Linked DNA regions of Mus musculus: regions 1, 3 and 4 are each linked to region 2. Evidence: chromatin loops called from intact Hi-C (ENCODE). Cell type or tissue: left cerebral cortex. All regions are shown on one strand. Region 1 overlaps Ift80 (intraflagellar transport 80). Region 2 overlaps Iqschfp (Iqcj and Schip1 fusion protein). Region 3 has its middle 17 kb from the start of Il12a. Region 4 overlaps Il12a (interleukin 12a).

Region 1 (5,000 bases), 340 kb after region 2:
GTCAAAAGCGGGCCACCTACACACCGACACACCGCTCTGAGAACAACCACAGATTGTTCCAGCCCTAATTCAGCGCCGGGATGTCCTGACCTCAAGATACCCTGATACCGCCAAGTTCCTGCTTCCCCGTGTAACTACCTAAGAATGTGCAATTCTATTGCCCCCCCCCTCCCACTGATAAATACTTCTCCTTTTGCTTGTATTGCCCCATCCATCCCGCTGATAAGTATCTGTACTTCCCCGTTTCCTTGTGCAATTCTACTGCCCCATCCTTCCTGCTGAAAGGCACTTCCCCTTTTGCTTGTGTATTTAAACCTTGGGCCTGGCTAATACATTTTGGGGTCTTGATACAACTTCAGAACGGTTTCCGTGTCGTTATTCGTACAAGACCCTCGTCTCTCTCTACCCCCCATTTGGTTATTAGGAGGAGGTCCCCTCGAGATCCTCGAATAACTGGACCTGCTGGACAGGTCACCTCTGCCTCCCAAGTGCTGGGATTAAAGTTGAATAATTTTTTGAGCCTCTCAATCTTAGACAGCAGAAAAGAATCCTTTTGCTTTGTGGTTTATAGTTTATGGTTTCTAACAAAGTTGGTTCTACACCAAACATGAAAATGCAACTATAAATTCCTCTTTGTCTTTCATTATAAAGTCAGAAATTCACTAACATAAATAGGATATTTCTCAGAGGATTAAACTAAAAACTTCAAGTAAATCTGAAATGGCTTGAGATAAAAAATGACTGCCCCGCCTCCTTCTCCATGACTAGGACTCTGCCCTCGGCACCAGCTCGCCTGGCTACTACACTCGAGCCCTGCCAACTGTGTTCCTATCATCTCCCCCAGCATACCTGCAAACATATGATTACACCAGGCTTGTATGCCTAGCCTAGACAAGGCTACCCATCTCTCCCCTGGTACCAACATGCAAAATTAGGAAATGGATTTTTTTTCTTAACGATTTATTTATTATTATATCTAAGTACACTGTAGCTGTCTTCAGACACACCAGAAGAGGGCATCAGATCTCATTACGGATGGTTGTGAGCCACCATGTGGTTGCTGGGATTTGAACTCAGCACCTTTGTAAGAGCAGTCAGTGCTCTTAACCACTGAGCCATCTCTCCAGCCAGGGACCTGGATTTTTGATGTAGTCTGCATTCGTTAATATAAAGGGTGTTCATTTTAAGTCACTTTCCAGCATGTACATTGAGGGAGGGGGACACAAGTCACTTAGCTGGGAAAAACAGACAGGAAAAAAAAAAAAAAAGACCCTGGATATGCACACAGAAGCAAAGACAAAAGACACAAAGGGAATGCTTTTCGTTTTCTTAGCAATCTACTTCTTGGTTCCTAAGGCCTACCTAAATCTTCCCTGGGCCTCTAAAAGATTCCTCTGTATCTTTATATCTCTTTGTTTAAAGACTTCTACTTGCATACAACCACAATAAACTGTAGAAATCTAAAGTCACAGGTCAGTCATTGCTCTAGCACAGTTTGAGATTCTCCCACATTTGGTGTGCCCTGAGCAGTTTTACTTCTTGTAGTAAAAGGCAATAAAAAAGCAATTGGTACTCGTAAGAAGTAAGTGGCATGTCCTGTGACAGAGACAAGATGGCACAGGATGGTGGGGTTAACAGAATGGATGATCATTTAGCCCTGAGCTAATGTACACGGGGAATATAAAGGCGCAGGAGGAGCCTTCACTCTGTAACATACCTCTGGAGTTTTAACCCCAGAACTCTAGAAATACACCAAAGCTGCTCCCACACTAAGCAAAAATGTAATAAGTACTTTAAATTTCTTTAGAATAAGCGGCCACACTGAAAGCACAATATTTTTTAAAATTGGCTGAGACTGCCTCTACAAAGTGTTAACTCTGGGGGTGGGGAGATACTCAGGGGTTAAAAGCACAGCCTGCTCCTTCAAAGGACCCAAGTGTGAGTCCCAGCACTCACATGACAGCTCACAACCCTCCGTAAGACCAACTCCACAGGATCCAATGTGCTCATATGGTCTCCAAGGATACCATGTACGCATGCGGAACACAGACATACATGTAAGCAAAATACCCATAAACAGAGAATAAAAAATTGTAAGTGTTATGGTATGGAAGAAAAAGACAAGACTAATTTTCTTGCATTCTCTGAAGTTGTTTATGCAAGTCATTTCCCAACAGAGAAATACCTACTTAAATATAAGACAAAGATGAAAGTCTCAACAACTGCATCTTTTCTACACAACTCCTATACACATCATATATTATACTGCAAGGATCCTCAAAAGTACAATCTTTGGCCTAATTTAAAATTTTCAACTCATAAAGTAACATGCACATAAAGCTGGCTTAAAGTAAGGAGACAGAAGCAGTTCTTACACTCTATGGAAGACTGCTGCTTAGGAGTCGTCTCACATATTACCTCTTAACACGAGGCAAATTGCACTCTATATACATCATTAACAAGGAAAAGTTACACACGGCTGTAAGAAAGTGCCTGCAGGTAATGAATTATTAAATTTACTTTAATTGAATGGATGAGTAAATGAATAGAAGAAAGTTCAGAGAAAATGAGAATTACAAAAAACGTTATCTTCTACACAAGCAATAGCACCCCCTACTGACACAGAAGCTACACTGCTAGCTAATTTAGCCAAAAGTACCTCGCCTCTTCGGAGTTTTCTCCTTACTTCCTATTTTGTCAAATAACTAGTATAATTCATTAACACATTCTGAATGTTTACTTAAAATTACTATGTTAATTTGAATCACATTTTTAGATATCAAAGATAAAAATAAAGTTAAACTATAAGATAAAATAAAAAAATAAATATAAAAATAAAAGATAAAAATAAAGTTTATTATAGAACCTAGAAAAATACGAAAGCAAAAAATTAAATTTTATTCCACAAGCAATTCATTTATACCATGATTTATTTTACTGATCACCCAGTAATGTTCATTTTCTTGGCATATATATTTTTGCATTTCTTGATCATTTAACTTAAAATAATGCTATCTCAGGCTGAATAAATACCTCAATGGTTAAGAACATTTGGTTTCACAACTGCTTGTAACTGTCTTGCTCCAGGGGACCCAGTATAGTGTTCTGGCCTCTGCAGGCTCCCACACACATGTGGCATACACACACATAGATACACACATATACATAAACAGCTAAAAGTAATGCTCTTTCCTGGCTTAACTTTTTGTTCTTTTATTTATTTATTTTGGTGTGCACACATGGTGCTCCCGTGGAGGGGAGAAGACAACTGAGTTGATTCTCTCCCTCTGCCATGTGGGTCTTGGGGATCCGAGTCAGGTCATCAGGATGGGCAGCAAGGACCACACCTGCTTGATATCAGCGAACATTTTATATTTTCTTGAATGCATAACAGCTGTGTCAAAGTGTCAAATTATACTTGAGAAAACCTAAAGTGGATAATGCTTCTATCCATGTGCTACAAAGGAAGGCCATTTTCACATTTTCTGGGGAGTCAAAAATGTATTGCTTTGTCAATTTTAGATGCATAAAACTTGTTACTGAAAAGATAGTATTTCGGAGTTCTGGAGTATTTCTACTTAACTTCAGACTTCTAATTGGGTTCCTTTGGTTGGGTGTTGTGTGCCTTTAATCCGAGCACACGGAGAGCAGAGCCTGGCAGAGCTCGCTCAGTCCGAGACCAGTCTAGTCAACAAGCACTACACAATGGACCCAGGCTCACTGTCTCAAAATGTTTCTGTTGATTTATCAACATTTCTTTAATTATTTTGAGCACATGGCCTCTGTGTAACAGGCTCAGTGCTGGATATCTTAGGAATGGTTTTTGTCACCTTTTTTCCCCCTAAGAATGGGCCATTGTATTCCACTTTTTAGTATGTCTTATATCTTGAGGGTTTTTTGTGTTTTGAAAACTCATTTTTTCTTTTCTTTTAAAAACTGGATATTTCAATACCACCATGTGAATAACTCTGGAAAACAGACTCCTGATTCAGTCTGTGTACTTGCCTGATAGGAACAGCAGTCACCTGCCCATTTAGAGACTTTTCCAGACTGTTAGCCCAGAGACTATTCCTCTCCTGTCTGGTAACTGAAGTCTTCACTGTGGTATTCAACAGTCAGCCAATGACCTGACATAGCCAAACAGAAAGACAACGGCTACCATCCAACCTCTGCCCAGCTGGCTGTGCCTGGGGCACTCCCGTAACACCAAAGCACCACCATCAGGAACTCTGATGTGGCCTCTCCAGTTTGTGAATCACCCACAAGCCACCATCGACAGATGCTGCCTATCTTCCCTGGTCTCCTCATGTGTGTCTGACGCTGGCTTGTATGGTATAAACGATGGATTCCTCAGGAAAAATGAGAGCCCACTAAAGCCCTTGTTCTTTATCTCTCTTCCCCTCTTTCCTAGGTTTCTTTGGGATCAGTCTACTCCCTCCTTCATCTGCCACCCCTCACTCAATTGACTGCTGGTAGCCATTTGAGGAAGGAAGGCAGGCAGGCAGGCAGGCAGGCAGGCAGGCAGACCTTTTCGGTTAAGCACAAGCTTCCTTTCACATTCTTAACGAGCTGCAGGCAATGCATTTTAGGAAAACAGAACAACTGCCAATCAGCTTCCTACTCACAGATGCTCATTCCTCATTTTGCTAGAATACTACTATGATAAACCTGAGGTATATGTTATACAAACTCAGCATGCGTGCACAGTATCTATCAACGTCAACTGCTATAGGCAGGGTTCAGAGCAGAGCTGGCAGAGTGCTTGTTAGACATGCACAAAGCCCCAGCCCCACAAAGGCTGGCCACAACCCTGGCCAGAGTTTATCCCTAAACAGGGACAAGGGAAGGGAAGGGAGGAAAACAAATGCATGGACCAAAGACAAGCTAGAAGAGGACCACCCATAGCACACTCCCGTAAGTAACTCCAGTGAACTCACTGGCTAAGCAAGACCGACCTGGGTGGATCCTTTCCTTGGTCTGTTTACACTGTCATCTGGGGT
Region 2 (5,000 bases):
GAGTTAGGATGCTTGCTGTGCAAGCGTGAGAACCTGAGTCGAGTTCAAGTCCCTAGGATCCACACAAAAGTTGGGCATGTCAACAATGTCTCTAACCTCAGGATTGGAGGCATGAAGACTGGTAGATCCTGAAGTTCACTGGTCAGACAGCCTAGCCAAAACTTCAAGTTCAGTGAAAGACCCTGTCTCAAAAGAATAAAATGGATAGAGTTAAGGAAAAATCTCCTCTGACCTACAAGTGTAGATTCATATACTGCGTGTGCGTGCGTGCGCGCGGGCACACACACACACACACACACACACACATTAAATATTCATACATTGCCTAAGCCATATTCTCATTTCTAGAACTAGAAAACAAGAAGGAACTTTCAGAGCTGCCCTCAGACCAGACTTTAATCAGCCCAACCTAAGACCAAGGACACAAGCCTGATTTTTTTTTTTTAAGATTTATTTATTATATGTAAGTACACTGTAGCTGTCTTAAGACTCTCCAGAAGAGGGCATCAGATCTCATTACAGATGGTTGTGAGCCACGTTGCTGGGGTTTGAACTCAGGACCTTCAGAAGTGCAGTCAGTGCTCTTAACCACTGAGCCATCTCGCCAGGCCCCACAAGCCTGACTTATGATCTTTTCCACCCTCCTGGAAGTTACCAGAAAACTTAAAACCATGACGTTGCTTATGTCTGGCGAACACAAGTCTTGTTTCTGCATTTTTTAAAAAAAAATGGACTTTTTACCCCTTCAGCACTAGCAGTCAGATCCAGGGCCTTGCTTGTCATAGGCCAGTGTTCTACCCCTGAGCTCTATGCCAATTCCTCAGCCTTTAGAGACAACAACTCCTCATGCAGCCCAGGATGGCCTCAACTCTCAACCTTCCTGCCTCTGTTTCCTGTGTGTGGGATTACGGGTATCACTGCCTGAAGAAGAGCTGTTTTGGGATTTTGGTTTTGTTGGCTTACTGAGTTGTATACCATTGGCTATGCTTTAAGATCTCCTTTGGTAGCAATGAACATCCTGTGTCTGCCATCCTCCAAGCCCAACTGCAGACGATGCTCTTCTCACTCACTGTAAAACACACCTCTTGAGTCTCCCCATTCATGCCCTTCCACTTAAGCAATCCACACCATCCCACGGGAGCCACTTCTGCTCGCGCTGGAATGCTGAAATCATGTCTTCAACAAGTTCTGAGCCTCCTCCAGCAACCACCCTCTATCCTCCATCCCCTCTAGAGGGGATGCTTCTGTGTAGCTCTGCTGTATGACATCTGTGTGGTCCATAATGAAGAGATTCCAGGGGTAATCACCACCTAGACCTTCCAGAAATCAAATCAACCAGCAAGACAGACTACCTGTGCCATTTTTTTTTAACGCAATGTTCTGATAAATACTTAGAGAGATGTCTCAGACCAGACTCTTCTGGCTTCCACAAGCACTCATACTTGTGTGTGTGTGTGTGTGTGTGTGTGTGTCTGTGTGTGTGTGTCTGTGTGTCTGTGTGTGTCTGTGTGTCTGTGTGTGTACACTCATATAGTCCCAAACACACATAAACAAAATAAATTTCTTTTAAAACATCAAATGACCCCGAATGATAGCTTCCATAAGCAAAATCTTTTATTTCACCTGGTGTTGGGCTCGAGAGACCAAGGAAGACTGAACTAAGCAGGATTTAAGTGAGGTAGCAAAAGGTCAGAGACCCAGGGAAGTGCACTTTTCAGAAATAAACTGTGCAGACAGCTGTGAATCTCACTGCCAGGCAGGAAGGCGGGAGTGGGGATTATCTGTTCTTTGACTCCATGGCACAGAGGCCTTCAGAAGACCTGGTGGCCCTATCACCCTTCAGCCAAGCCTCTCTGCTTGGGGAAAGTGGTTGAGTTTCACCCAGAGCTGTCTTCCTCCTAAAATGCGATTAAAGGCTAAAGGCAAAGAAATCCCCCTCGAAATGGGAGCCCATTGAAGATGTCTTTACTAAAACCCTTTCTTAATCAGCCATGATGTCCCATTGTCCCTGTGAGCAGCTTTCTTACTGCTGTAAGGAATTACAAGCCCTCCCCCCACCCCACCCCCATCCCACCCACCCAAGCTTCATTCAGTTTCCCACCGGGCTACTATGCTACTAAGGTGGGGTGGGGGCTCTGAATCTGTACTGGAAGCATTCTTGAAGTCCCCCCAGCTGTTAGAAGTTCCTTGTGGGTGGTTGGCCAGTTGGGGGCAGAGCTGTAGAATTTATAATCATTTTTTGCTCAGAATGAAGATATTTGTCCGTGGGCATCTTTAACTTGGTTTTGTGATATCCTTTCTTGCTGGTTGTTTATGTTTTTAGTTTTCTCTCCAGCAGGCAGCTTCTTTGTGAGACTTTATTCATATCTAGGAAATGCTATATAACCCTTGACTGGAGTGAGATTCAAATGCGTCCCCAGACTGTCCTTGCTATCACCTTCCGAACCATAGATCTTGATTTTATTGTTAAAATTTCTTGATTCTACTTTTTAGATGAACTGCAGATATCAAAAATCTGCTAAACTCAGCGTGTCTGGATCAAAGGGAAATCTGAACATACTAGATACCGCAAGATACGTGAAGAAAATTTAAAGGAGGCAGGTCCCGGCACAACTGTAGGGCCAGCTGCTGACTAGTTATGGATGGCGTGAGTGAGTCTTCCTTCAGACAGCAGACTATCATGGGGTGGCTTTCAGTGTGGGAGCAGTGTTAGGGTACAGTCCCTTTAGAAAGTCACGTCAGCTCTAAGAGTCTCTGTGTTTTTGCCCAGCTTCCAGAAAGTGGAGAAAGGAAGGTAGGTCATATGTACAGAGCACCCTCCCCATGCCAAGCTCTGAGCAAACTCAGGGTTTGGAACCCGCTGTAAACCAGTCATCCTGTGGCCTGCTTCCTTTCAGCTCTGGGCCTGGCCTCCTCATCTGTGTCAGGAAGGTTTTTTAAGGGAAAACTAAGCCGGAGCTTGTACAATTATAAAGTCTAACAATAGGTGGCAGTACATATCCATCTTAATCGCAGTGCTGAGACTAAATGGGGGAGCAAGTGTAGTCATGAGCAAGACGTGCAAAGCTTCTCCATCATTAGGATAAAGACAACCAAACAATGTCAAGTATTAGATTAGATCCTTGCAGCATGAATAACACCAGAGCAAATTTGGTGTCCTTTGCCCCAAAGTGGGCTTAGAATGGCTCCCTATGGCCCCTTCTGGCACCCCACCCCCATACATACCCACACACACATACAAGACTTACTTTCCCACAGGACTGGGATGCTGGAGACCCTGAGAATGACCAAATAGTACTGAGAGGATATGGTTCACCTTTAAAAGCTAGTTAGGACCAAGAGCGGAGCCCACCGTCTGGCCACGGTCATCGCAGTGCTTGTCCTGTCTGACTCCAGACCATCCTTTCTGGAGTTTCAGACTCCTGAGCTCCCAAGAGGAGTCTGTTCTCATGGTGCTGGGTGTGGGGGCCAGTCTGCAGAAGCGCATGCGTGCTGTGACTTCCAACACCCTGGGATTTGCTTCTGCCTCTTGGGGTAAACAGACCTGTGGTGTTTTTGTCTTTGAGTGACAGAAGTTGCGCTTCCTCTGTTGGCTTTTGGCAACCGCTTTAAATAAAGGTTCTCATTGAGTGTCCCTGTCTTCCTGGAGGGGAAGGAAACTTTCTTCATAGTCTTGGGACACTGGTTCTTGTGAACTTGTTTGGGTTGTCCTTCTAAAGCAGAATTCGAAATAGCATTCCACCACATTATTGGCTCAAGTCTGTTCATCTCGAGTGGCAGAACTGCAAACACAAAACATCTTTCTGTATGGGCCAGCTCTGTGTTTGTTATCCACTGGGTGCTATAACGTAGAGCGTTAAGCGACAAACTGATGTGGAAAAAAGACCGGAATTCTGGGAGGCCCTCTGATAAACTTTTTAATTGCAGGAAAGAATTGGCTGAGGCAGAAGGATTGCCATCCCAGGCTACGTAGCAAAATCCTGTCTCAACCACAACAGAAGGAAATGTAGAATGATTTGGGTCACTAAGTTCTCCACATGAAGAGCACATAGAACTGTTTTGATAGTTAACCCCGTTTAATCAGCTACAGTCAGGTAACAAATAGCTAAGCAGAATGACTGTCCCGCTTGTTCCCACCCAGACTACAGAGCGGGATGAACCTCCAGATATGCTTTGTCAATGACAGCGGCAGTGACAAGGACAGCGATGCAGATGACAGTAAGACGGAAACCAGCTTGGACACGCCCTTGTCCCCCATGGTAAGTCCACGTGGCCACCGGCCGAGCCGTTATCTTGTCTTTTTTCCTGGCTGTTCAGTGTTTATTCTGTTGTGAATCTGCAGCAGCCCTTCTGGGAGGGGCTGGGGTTACACGCTTCAGGAACTTGACAATGGGGCTGCAGAGATGGCTCAGTGGTCAAGAGCACTGACTGCTCTTCTAGAGGTCCTGAGTTCAATTCCCAGCAACCACATGGTGGCTCACAACCATCTGTCATGGGATCTGATGCTCTCTTCTGGTGTGTCTGAAGAAAGCGACAGTGTACTCACGTACATAAAATAAATAAATCTTTAAAAAAAGAAAAAGGGATTTGACAATGACCACAAAATCAAAATCAGGATACAGTAAATACGGCTTATTAAAGTTGTTGACTATGAGAGAAATCACTTACTAGTCTAGAGATTATAAAATGTAGCTGGGCATGGTGGTGTGTGCTTATAATCCCAGCACTTGGGGGTCGGTGGCAGGAGGATCACAAGTTTGAGGTCAGCCTAGGATACGTAGTGAGTTCAAAGCTGCCTAGGGATAGATAAGGAATAGCTACATCCCTTATCTATTCCTTACATATAATGGAGCTAAGTGTGGAAGAAGGAATCCTTTCTCATTGGGCTTTGAACTACAGGCTCAGCCCTTTCTCACATGTTTCAGAAGTCAAAAATAATCATGACTGCTTGCTACTGGGATGTTTTTCCCTCTGTGGTATCTTGTTCCGATGACCAAGAG
Region 3 (5,000 bases), 60 kb after region 2:
ACCTATGGGCTAAAGATAGCTACCAGCCACCATAATCAGAAATACATTGTCCTAAAGGAACACCTTAGTTCCTGAAAGATCTTCCCTCCTTCCCAGAAAAGACATAAATAGTTCCCCATTTTAATTAGCCTCCTTCCTTCGCTCCCTCATTATTCCTACCTCAGCTCCCTGGAGTGAAGACACTGATTTGTAAGCAGAGTCTCCCTCATCTTCATTGTTAGGCCACTGGATGACCGTTTTTCCTCTCCTGCCACTCGCTGCCACAGGACCAAATGAACTCTCAACTCTCTTTTGGGTGCCATGGCCACAAATGATGTGTCATAAAGCTCTTCTACAACTACAAACTTCTACAGCCATTTAAAGTAGAAAATGACCACTCTGTAACCAATTGCTTCAGCCAACTGTATCCAGAGTGATAAAGAAGACAATCAAGATCCCAAGCCTCAGTGCCCAGCAAATATTTCCAGCAATGATCACTGTAGAACTAGAGCTGCTTCCCAGGCCTCTTGGCAGGGAGCTCCAGGATCACGACGGCAAAATTTCCTCGATGTTCTACTGGAGTCCCAGGAATGCCAGTGCCCAATGGCCCCAGCCTCCAAGTCTGACTAAATTTACATCTCTGGACATTTCATTTTTGTTCTCTGGAAGTCAGAGACCATTTAATCTTCTAATCATTTATATTCTTTATTTATTTTCTTTTTATTTTTTATGTGTATGGGTGTTTTTCATCTGCATGTATGTATGTGCACCACATGCTTGTCTGGTACTCGTGGAGGTCAGAAGAGGGTGTTGGCTCCACTGGAAATGGAGTTGCAGACAGTTGTGAGCTGCCATGTGGGTGCTGAAAATTGAATCTTCCCAGAGATAGCTGATGAAAAAACTAATGAACTAGAATATGGAATACACACACACACACACACACACACACACACACACACACATATATATATATATATATATCCACAGTGCAGCACAGAAACACAAAAAATTGAAATCAAGAGAAAAGGATAAAAAATATAGAAGATATATTTGAAGGTCTACCACACATTTAATCTGTGACAAAAAGAACCACATATAATGAAACACTATCTATACTGGCTAGTTTTGTGTCAACTTGACACAGGCTGGAGTTATCACAGAGAAAGGAGCTTCATTTGGGGAAATGCCTCCACGAGATCCAGCTGTAAGGCATTTTCTCAATTAGTGATCAAGGGTGGAAGGCCCCTTGTGGGTGGTGCCAACTCTGGGCTGGTAGTCTTGGTTCTATAAGACAGCAGGCTGAGCAAGCCAGGGAAAGCAAGCCAGTAAAGAGCATCCCTCCATGGCCTCTGCATCAGCTTCTGCTTCCTGACCTGCTTGAGTTCCAGTCCTGACATCCTTTGGTGATCAACAGCAGTATGGAAGTATAAGCTGAATAAATCCTTTCCTCCCCAACTTGCTTCTTGGTCATGATATTTTGTCCAGGAATAGAAACCCTGACTAAGACACTATCTGAAGAGATAATGGCTGAGAGGGTTTCAAAACTAGCCAATGATACTAATCCATGATTCAAAAACCCAAACTAGCTGCCTGTTATCTAGTACCTGTTAACCTCTTAACAAGCACAACAGAAATCATGACAAAGGATTTCAGTCTACTGATGAGGATGCCATCAATAGACTGAAAGAAGATTAGAGCCACCTCAAATTTTATACCCAACAAACATATCCTTTAAGAAAGAAGAAAAAGTAATCCATTTTTTTAAAAAACCTGAGAAATTTTCCCATCATAACATCTGTGTGAAAATGAATTCAGAAGACTATACTTTTCACAGTAGAGTCATTTCCAAGGAGAGAGCTGAGCTGTGGGAAGAGATAAGAACAAAGAAAGCAGCACGTGTTTAAAGTTAAATCAACACTGAGTTGCCTTTAATTCTAGCACATGAAGAAGAGACAGGTGTGCCATCATAAGAGTCTGAGGTCAGTCTGATTTACATAGCAAGTTCTGAGCCAACCAGAATTACATAATACAACTTTGTTTAAAAGAAAAATATCTATCTTGGTGCTTTTTAAATATATATATATATATATATATATATATATATATATATATACACACACAAACACACACACACATATATATACACATATACATGCACATACATACACACACATACATACATACACACACACACACACACACACACACACACACACATACTTGGTAGAGTGTTTGCCTTGCCCATATGAGTATGACACCTGTTTATAATCTGGACCCTATAATATTTCTTAAAATGGTTTAGTTTTTTTGAAGACACAAGCAATAACAGGCTCATTATAGAAGAACAAATAATTTTTTTAAAGAAAGGAACACACTACACACACACATACACACTTGCACACATGAAACTCAAAATCACCCTCATCCCTTCCTCAAAAACACAGAACATGGCTATGTGTGTATGACCCCAAAAGTCTGGGTTTCCCCAAGAAAGACAAGCTATACTTCTGAGGATGGAAGTGTCCCGAGCACCATATAAGAATGACCCCTGCAGGTTAGTTTTCAGGAAGCAGGTAGTTTATTAATCAAGGCCTTGCAGAGCAAGAGAAAGGACTCTGGTGGGAGTTGAGGGCCCCAGATCTCTTCTGGCTCTTGACATAAATCATTAACTTGACTTTAGCAGGTCACCTCTCCACTCTGGGTCATATTACGTTACTACCTCCATTGAACAAAGGGTTTGGAAATGAAGCCCTTTAAGGTTCCTTCCAATAAGGAAAACACATACCTTTGTGATTACTTTTAGAGTGCAACTTAGAGAATCAGTCTCAGAAAATATCTATAGACACAGCCTCTGTGGTTGAAGCTGTTTGTAACCATCAGAGAAAATGGCTCAAAATGGCCAGCACTTCTCCAGACCTGCTGCATCTATGCACAGCCCTGTTGGCAGTTTTCACAGTATATTTTTAAACAGCAGCTATTATATGGACGTCATTTCTTCATTTCTGCTTCCCAAGTTCCTCTGACACCTCTATTTCCGTTCCTGAATGCTACGGGAATAGCTTGCCTCACTTCACATGTCGGTGTGGATTAGCACAGAGGCAGAGGACGCTCATCTGAACTGGCAGAGATTAAATAATTGAGACAGACCATAAAAGCTTTTTATGCTAGTGTTCTTACATATCATCTAGGGACAACCCACTTCTGTTTAATGCCTTCCTGACCCATTTTGGGGTTCACAGAGACATGCTGGGACACTGTTCACAAGGTGTTTGTACCGACTCCTTGGCAAGCAAATGGAATATCCTTGAAAGGTGGAAGTCGCACATCCATATCGGTAAAATTCAGACTCTGGGGCTCTGTGTCTGATGTAGGAGCCGCAGTGGATGCTGGGAAATAAGCCGGCTTCTCTGTAAGAGCAGCCAGTGCTCTTAACTGCTGCACCATCTCGCCAGCCTCTTACCTCGGTGTTGCTGTTTTGCTTTTTAGTTGTTGATGTTTTTTTGTTGTTTTTGTTGTTGGTTTGGTTTGGTTTGGTTTGGTTTGGTTTGGTTTGGTTTGGTTTTTGGTTTTTCGAGACAGTGTTTCTCTGTGTCCTGGATTTCTTAAGCTTTCTTTTATTTCTTTGGTATGAGCTATGTAGAGTGTACCTTCATGCCTTCTTATTGTATCCTGGGGGTAGTAAGTAACCTTTAGGTACCTTTGCCCCCTGTAATGCCTCCCTTTCTACCCGGACTATACTTAGACCAGCTTTGGTGAATGAATCAAGTCACAAACTCTTTGGCCTTTTGTTTGCTTTTTAAATTTTGTTGTTTCCTTAGGCCAGCTATCCTTGAACTCAAAATCCTCCTCTCTCAGCCTTCACACTGGGACTCCTGGCATGAGCTAGGGTGTCCAGCTGTCCTTGGCCATTTCAAAAGTAAACAAGGTAGAAACAAATACAGAAAAGACTTAGCAGTCCCGAGTGACCTGATGCTCACCCTCTGTCTCCCCACCGCCCTGCTCCCCTCCCCCCACCCCAGTGCATTTCATTTTGGTTGGCTGATATTCTCCGAGTAAGTTGCAAATCGCCATATTTGCACAAGTCTACACTGACTTATGTTGTTAATTTGAGGGGTGCCAGTTATGGTGAGCAAATCCAAGGTTTTTAATGTGTGCTAAATCAGTGCCCGATCTCTCAGATACGCCCTTAACCCTCTAAAGAAGGCAGCCTTGTGCACACGTGCCAAGCAGTTATCTTTATAAATAGTTCATCAAGCAATTCCCGCTTATAAAATCTGTCTTTTTTTGCTATGCCCACCCAGAGCTTGTTCAGAACTCAAAGCAGGGAGTCTGTGCCTCTGTACGCATGTGATCAGATATAATTCAAATAATGCAAAAATAGTTAAGGAAGAAAGGGGAGCAAATTTAAAATAAATATTTGCAGTTTGGGGCTTCCAAGCTCTGCCATTTCCTTCGTTTCCAATCACACAATCATATTCAGCTTATTATGTAGTTCGTGTCTTGCTCTCAGCCTTCCCCCCACCCCCACCCCGTCCTTTCCCCCAAGTGTTTTTGAGTCCCTGATACCGCCCCCCGCCCCCCACGCCCCGCCCCAGGTGCAGAGGAGCCAGTGCCTGGCACCCAGTACACATGTTTGGTGGCTTTCCGTTGAGTGACTCATTGCTCAAGCAGGCACTCCAGCTGCCTTCCTTACCCTGACTCCCTCCCACCTCCTTCTGCCCAGTTCCAAACTTGAGTTTATCCAACACTCATTTTTCTCGGCTTCTGCTATTCTTAGGCTGCGGAGAGATGCTGAGGGGGAAACTCAGACTTCTGTCAAGTGGGTCTCCACGGAAGCAGACCGCCAACCCTCACACAGGCCCCGCGTTTATCTCCTGGTACCGCGACAGGATGTTGCACACAGTGATCTTCAAACTCAGCTGTGGCCACAGCCGTGACTCCGTGACAGTTACTGGCAACGTTTTGGCTGATTCTCTCCACTTCCTATGCCGTCCCTCTCCAACTTCCCTGTTCCTAAGCTG
Region 4 (5,000 bases), 81 kb after region 2:
CGCAGGCTTCAGTCAGAGAGCTGTTGACTTCCTAATATGTTGTGTAATTCTGTTCAGTGGTGCTTTCCAGCACACCAGGGAATAAGAGACAGTCCCCGCGTATGTAAATTAAAGCTCAACTAGTATTTAGGGCTTGCAAGTTTGTTACAGCCATCAAGCTGTGACTTTAACAGTTTCCTCTTTAGAAGTTAAACTTGAAAAAAAATAGAGGGAGAGAGAGATTCACAGGGCACAGCTGCTTGGAAAAAGGAAAAGCCACAGGACTCACCAGAAGCAAGCAGCACAGTGTGGCACTGATGCTGATGAGTACAGCCTGCTGCACCCCAGTGTTCACATGGTGAAAAAAATACCCTGCTGGCGGACAGCCTAGGCAAAGGGGGAGGAGAGTAGGGAGAGCGTGCGGGAGGTTGGGTTTCTTAGCTTATGAAGAGCCTGAGTTTCCTACAGGCCAAAGAGATGACGGTTCAGAGTGGCCAGCCTAGGCTCTGCTGATCCACTGCGATGCAGGTCTCAGAGGGAACCAGCTGTCTTGCTGAGAGATTCACCTCAGCTTCTCCTTATGTTTTTCCCAGGCCAGAGAAAAACTGAAACATTATTCCTGCACTGCTGAAGACATCGATCATGAAGACATCACACGGGACCAAACCAGCACATTGAAGACCTGTTTACCACTGGAACTACACAAGGTATGGAGGACCCCCACCCAAAAAACAACAACAACAACAACAAAAAACACAATTAAGAGCCGTGCAGCCAACCTCAGCTGTCTCCAGATACTTACTTGTAGCTATCAAACGTGAGAGTTTTGAAGAAAAAAAAAAAAGTCAACAACCATACAAATACTTCTACAAGCTGAAGGATATACTCGGTAACTAGGAGGTGGCTATGGTGGTATAGACCTTTAATTCCAGCACTTGATGGATAGAGGAAGGCCGGCTCCTGTTAAGTTAGAGGCCAGTCAGGGATACACAGCAAGATTTCATCTTTAAAAAGAAAGGGGGTGGTGTGGCGGGTGAAGCTTACTTATTGAAGTGCTCATGTCACAAGCCTGGGGACCTAAGTTCCCATCCCCAGCACCCATGTAGGAGCTGGGTGTGATGGTTTCACATGCAGAGACAGGAGGATACCTGGGCCAGCTAGTCTAGCCGAATCCATGAGCTGCAGGCCCAGTGAGAGAACCTGTATCAGAAAACAAGAAAGTCAGGAGAGCGGCTGAGAAAGACCCCAAAGATCATCCTCCGATTTCCACGAGTACATGCACCTGCACACACGTGCACACAGGAATCCTATACATAGCCACCCAAAAGCAGTTATGATGGTGAAGTTTCTTTTACTGGAATGAAAAGTTAGTTTGAGAAAAAAATATCAGAGAGATTTATATTAAGAGTGAATGGGTGGGGGGTATGCATGCCTTTAATCTCAGCACTTGATAGGCAGAGGCAGATGGATCTCTGTGAGTTCAAGGCCGGCCTGGTCTACAGAGTAAGTTCCAGGACAGCCAGTGCTACAATAGAAACAGGTGATGGTGATGATGGTGATGATGGCGGTGATGATGATGATGATGACGAAGACAAACTCCTCGGTTTATGATTTTCTTCTAGAACGAGAGTTGCCTGGCTACTAGAGAGACTTCTTCCACAACAGTAAGTAAGCACTCTAAGGGTTCCTTCCCCATGACGGATTCATAACACTGATGCCTGGTCATTCTTTCTCTAGAGAGGGAGCTGCCTGCCCCCACAGAAGACGTCTTTGATGATGGTAAGCCACATCACTTTTCTGAAATGCAGCAGGGTCCTGTAGTTCCAGCCCATCTCAATGATTCCTTGCCCATTGTGTCCTGCGCTCTAGACCCTGTGCCTTGGTAGCATCTATGAGGACTTGAAGATGTACCAGACAGAGTTCCAGGCCATCAACGCAGCACTTCAGAATCACAACCATCAGCAGATCATTCTAGACAAGGGCATGCTGGTGGCCATCGATGAGCTGATGCAGGTAAGCCTTCCTCCTATCAGCCAGCGCTCCTTTTCCATGGTGAAGAGAGGTCCTTTATTAGATATGATAAAATCAGCACAGCTTGGGTTGGGAGAGACCTGAACACCCCCACCCCACCCCACACCCTCATCCCCCAACCATGAAAGGCCTTGCAAGGTTACATTTGCTTAGAGAGCCTTGAGGGGGCCTCTACAATAAGGGCAAATGCAAGCAGCCTTCTACTTGTTGACTCATGATACAAATCAGGCACTTTTCAAATGCTTCTTCTCATACCATCCCCACAACAAGCAAATAAGGTCTCTACAGAGGAGGAAACTGAAGCTTAAGAGGATGAACGAGGGTTCCCTACAAAAGGGTTTTTTGTTGTTTGGTTTGGTTTGGTTTGGTTTGGTTTGGTTTGGTTTTTCCGAGACAGGGTTTCTCTGTATAGCCCTGGCTGTCCTGGAACTCACTTTGTAGATCAGGCTGGCCTCGAACTCAGAACTCCACCTGCCTCTGCCTCCCAAGTGCTGGGATTAAAGGTGTGCGCCACCATTGCCCAGCTTATTGTTGTTTTAAATACATTCTTTTCTTAAAGGTTCAAGATTAGGACTGGAGAGACAGTCCGATGATTAAGAGGACTTGAGTTTGGCCTGGGGCTCCTATGTAACAAACAGGGTGTGGTCCTGAACTGCTCTCTAACTCCAGAGAGTGGAGACAGGAGGCCTATGGAGGCTTTCTTGCTGCAAGTTTAGCCATGAAATCTCCAGGTTCAGGGAGAAAGCATGCCTCAAAGAAATAAGATGGAGAGTCACGTGATCTCTTCTCTGGCTTCTGCATGGTGTAGGCACAGATATGCACATGTTTGAGTGCATACAATACAGGCAAACATACACGTGTCCTTTTTAAAATGTATAGGATGGACATTCTAGGGGCTGCACACATATTCAAATATTACTAGGGGAAGCACTTGGGGCTGGTGTCCAAGTATAATCTATTTTGAACCAAAATGTGACCAAAATGAAAAGTGGTCTTACATCTAGGTAATTACAGTGTTAGGTATCCGTGGGAACTTTGCTGTACCACCAGTAACACAAAGCACAGGAGTGTGCACACCAGAGACAAGCACCTTGGCAACCAAGGCGTGGGATGAACATATGTTCAGAAGTCACTGCCTGGAAAGCAATTGTTTTTCATTTCATACATACTGTCTTGCACAGGGTTTCTATGTCTTAGATAAAATATCATGACGGAAAGCAAGTTGGGGAGGAAAGGGTTTATTTCATCTTGTAGAGTGTAGTGAGTCTATTACCCAGGGAAGTGGAGGCAGAAGCTGATGCTGGAGAGGACTCCTGGTGACTGGAGTGCTCCACATGACTTGCTCAGTGTGCTTTGTATAGCACCCAGGACCACCAGGCTAGGGTGAGCTGGTGCCTCCCACATCAACTGTCAATCAAGAAAATCACCAGAGGCTTGCCCACTGGCCAATCTGGCTGGAGGTGTTTTTCTCAATGACCACAGGCTTGTGTAGAGTTAACATAAAAGCACCCAGGACATTACATATTGCCAGATGACTCCTTTGAAAGACAGTGAAGTTTATGCAGGTCAAACAACCTATCATGTAGAGATTTGTAATGGATATTGCATGAACAAGGCCAGAAGTCAGGTGATTTGGATAGTAGGAAGAGGTCTACCAGGGACCAGCCAACTATGCTGACAGGGTTAACTCTTGTCAGCCTGTTTGTAAAATAAGATGACTTTAAATAGCCTATGTCTCTCTTGAGATTTTTGTGAGGAGCAAGCAAAAATCTTAAACATCACAGAAACCTAAGTTCTTATTCTATGTTATGAAATCAAAGGATCGAGTGGGGAAACACGGTACTGGCTTGTTTATCTACCACAAATAGCGTTTCTATCAGAGATAGGTCTGTTGTTGATAATAAGCTCTAATCCATAGATCCTACTTACCCTCCAACTCCCTCCTCTAAAAGAACAGGACTTCTTAACATAATTTATAAAAATTAATTAGCTATTGCTGCAGGTGCTACCTCATAGACTCACACCTTCTGAGAGATCAGCTCTAATGACAATTTCTTTCTGGAAAATTTAGGGGTCTTGTCAGAGATCATTAAAAACATAGGTATATGCTCACAAAAGAGTATTTCTTCCCTCTTTTCCTGCAGGAACACAGCAGGAGTAGATGTGAAATGGGTCTAGGAGTGTGATGAGGGGCTAGGTTGCAGGCCCTGGACTTTGCATTGACTGTCTCCCATTTTGCAGACAAACATTCTAATTTTTAAATTGTGCATATGCTATGCTTGGTGTTTCTTTCTAGTCTCTGAATCATAATGGCGAGACTCTGCGCCAGAAACCTCCTGTGGGAGAAGCAGACCCTTACAGAGTGAAAATGAAGCTCTGCATCCTGCTTCACGCCTTCAGCACCCGCGTCGTGACCATCAACAGGGTGATGGGCTATCTGAGCTCCGCCTGAAAGGCTCAAGGCCCTCTGCCACAGCGCCCTCCTCACACAGATAGGAAACAAAGAAAGATTCATAAGAGTCAGGTGGTCTTGGCCTGGTGGGCCTTAAGCTCCTTCAGGAATCTGTTCTCCCATCACATCTCATCTCCCCAAAGGTGGCACAGCTACCTCAGCATGGTCCCCTCCATCGCTTCTCTCATATTCACTATACAAGTTGTTTGTAAGTTTTCATCAAAATATTGTTAAGGGGCGAAGACGTCCTCCCCTCAATGTGTTAGCAGAAGAGCAAGAACTGATAAGCTATTGTTTTTGTGCCAAAGTGTTTATGAAAACACTCAGTCACCCCTTATTTAAAAATATTTATTGCTATATTTTATACTCATGAAAGTACATGAGCCTATTTATATTTATTTATTTTCTATTTATTATAATATTTCTTATCAGATGAATTTGAAACATTTTGAAACATACCTTATTTTGTGGTTCTAATAAAGTAATGTTATCACTTCACAGATGTTCTTGGAGTCTCTATCTATCTATCTATAGATTA

Evidence for each region. A loop is a pair of places that touch in the nucleus more often than their neighbours do. Peaks named below come from ENCODE experiments on the same cell type or tissue, not always from the same donor. Only the 100,000 strongest peaks of a DNase experiment are listed, where the experiment ranks them.
Region 1: it touches region 2 in a loop (2.5-fold over the local background); 14 of 42 quality-filtered maps call a loop at or near these places.
Region 3: it touches region 2 in a loop (1.9-fold over the local background); 4 of 42 quality-filtered maps call a loop at or near these places.
Region 4: it touches region 2 in a loop (2.8-fold over the local background); 11 of 42 quality-filtered maps call a loop at or near these places.

Annotation. Positions count from the first base shown.
Region 1 is chr3:68,952,085-68,957,084 of GRCm38, forward strand. The region is part of intron 8 of Ift80 (intraflagellar transport 80); the gene reads right to left. Among named protein-coding and RNA genes, the nearest start is that of Ift80, 50 kb to the right of the region's middle. In left cerebral cortex, a CTCF peak has its summit at 2,625 (motif pointing left); DNase peaks (open chromatin) are centred at 2,617, 4,269 and 4,608; H3K27ac peaks cover 325 bases.
Region 2 is chr3:68,612,299-68,617,298 of GRCm38, forward strand. Iqschfp (Iqcj and Schip1 fusion protein) reads left to right here. Exons shown (of 11, transcript NM_001113419.2): 7 at 4,142-4,259. Schip1 (schwannomin interacting protein 1) reads left to right here. Exons shown (of 8, transcript NM_001113421.1): 4 at 4,142-4,259. Among named protein-coding and RNA genes, the nearest start is that of Gm22073, 67 kb to the left of the region's middle. In left cerebral cortex, CTCF peaks have their summits at 490 (motif pointing right), 2,204 (motif pointing right) and 2,981 (motif pointing right); DNase peaks (open chromatin) are centred at 1,169 and 2,965; H3K27ac peaks cover 680 bases.
Region 3 is chr3:68,672,321-68,677,320 of GRCm38, forward strand. No RefSeq gene overlaps it. Among named protein-coding and RNA genes, the nearest start is that of Il12a, 17 kb to the right of the region's middle. In left cerebral cortex, no CTCF peak of the experiment used is centred here; DNase peaks (open chromatin) are centred at 3,038, 3,295, 4,250 and 4,734; H3K4me3 peaks cover 218 bases; H3K27ac peaks cover 2,353 bases.
Region 4 is chr3:68,693,589-68,698,588 of GRCm38, forward strand. It overlaps Il12a (interleukin 12a), which reads left to right. Exons shown (of 7, transcript NM_008351.3): 3 at 573-686; 4 at 1,602-1,643; 5 at 1,717-1,758; 6 at 1,849-1,992; 7 at 4,307-4,962. The coding sequence ends at 4,462. Among named protein-coding and RNA genes, the nearest start is that of Il12a, 4.7 kb to the left of the region's middle. In left cerebral cortex, a CTCF peak has its summit at 341; DNase peaks (open chromatin) are centred at 316 and 3,122; H3K27ac peaks cover 1,021 bases.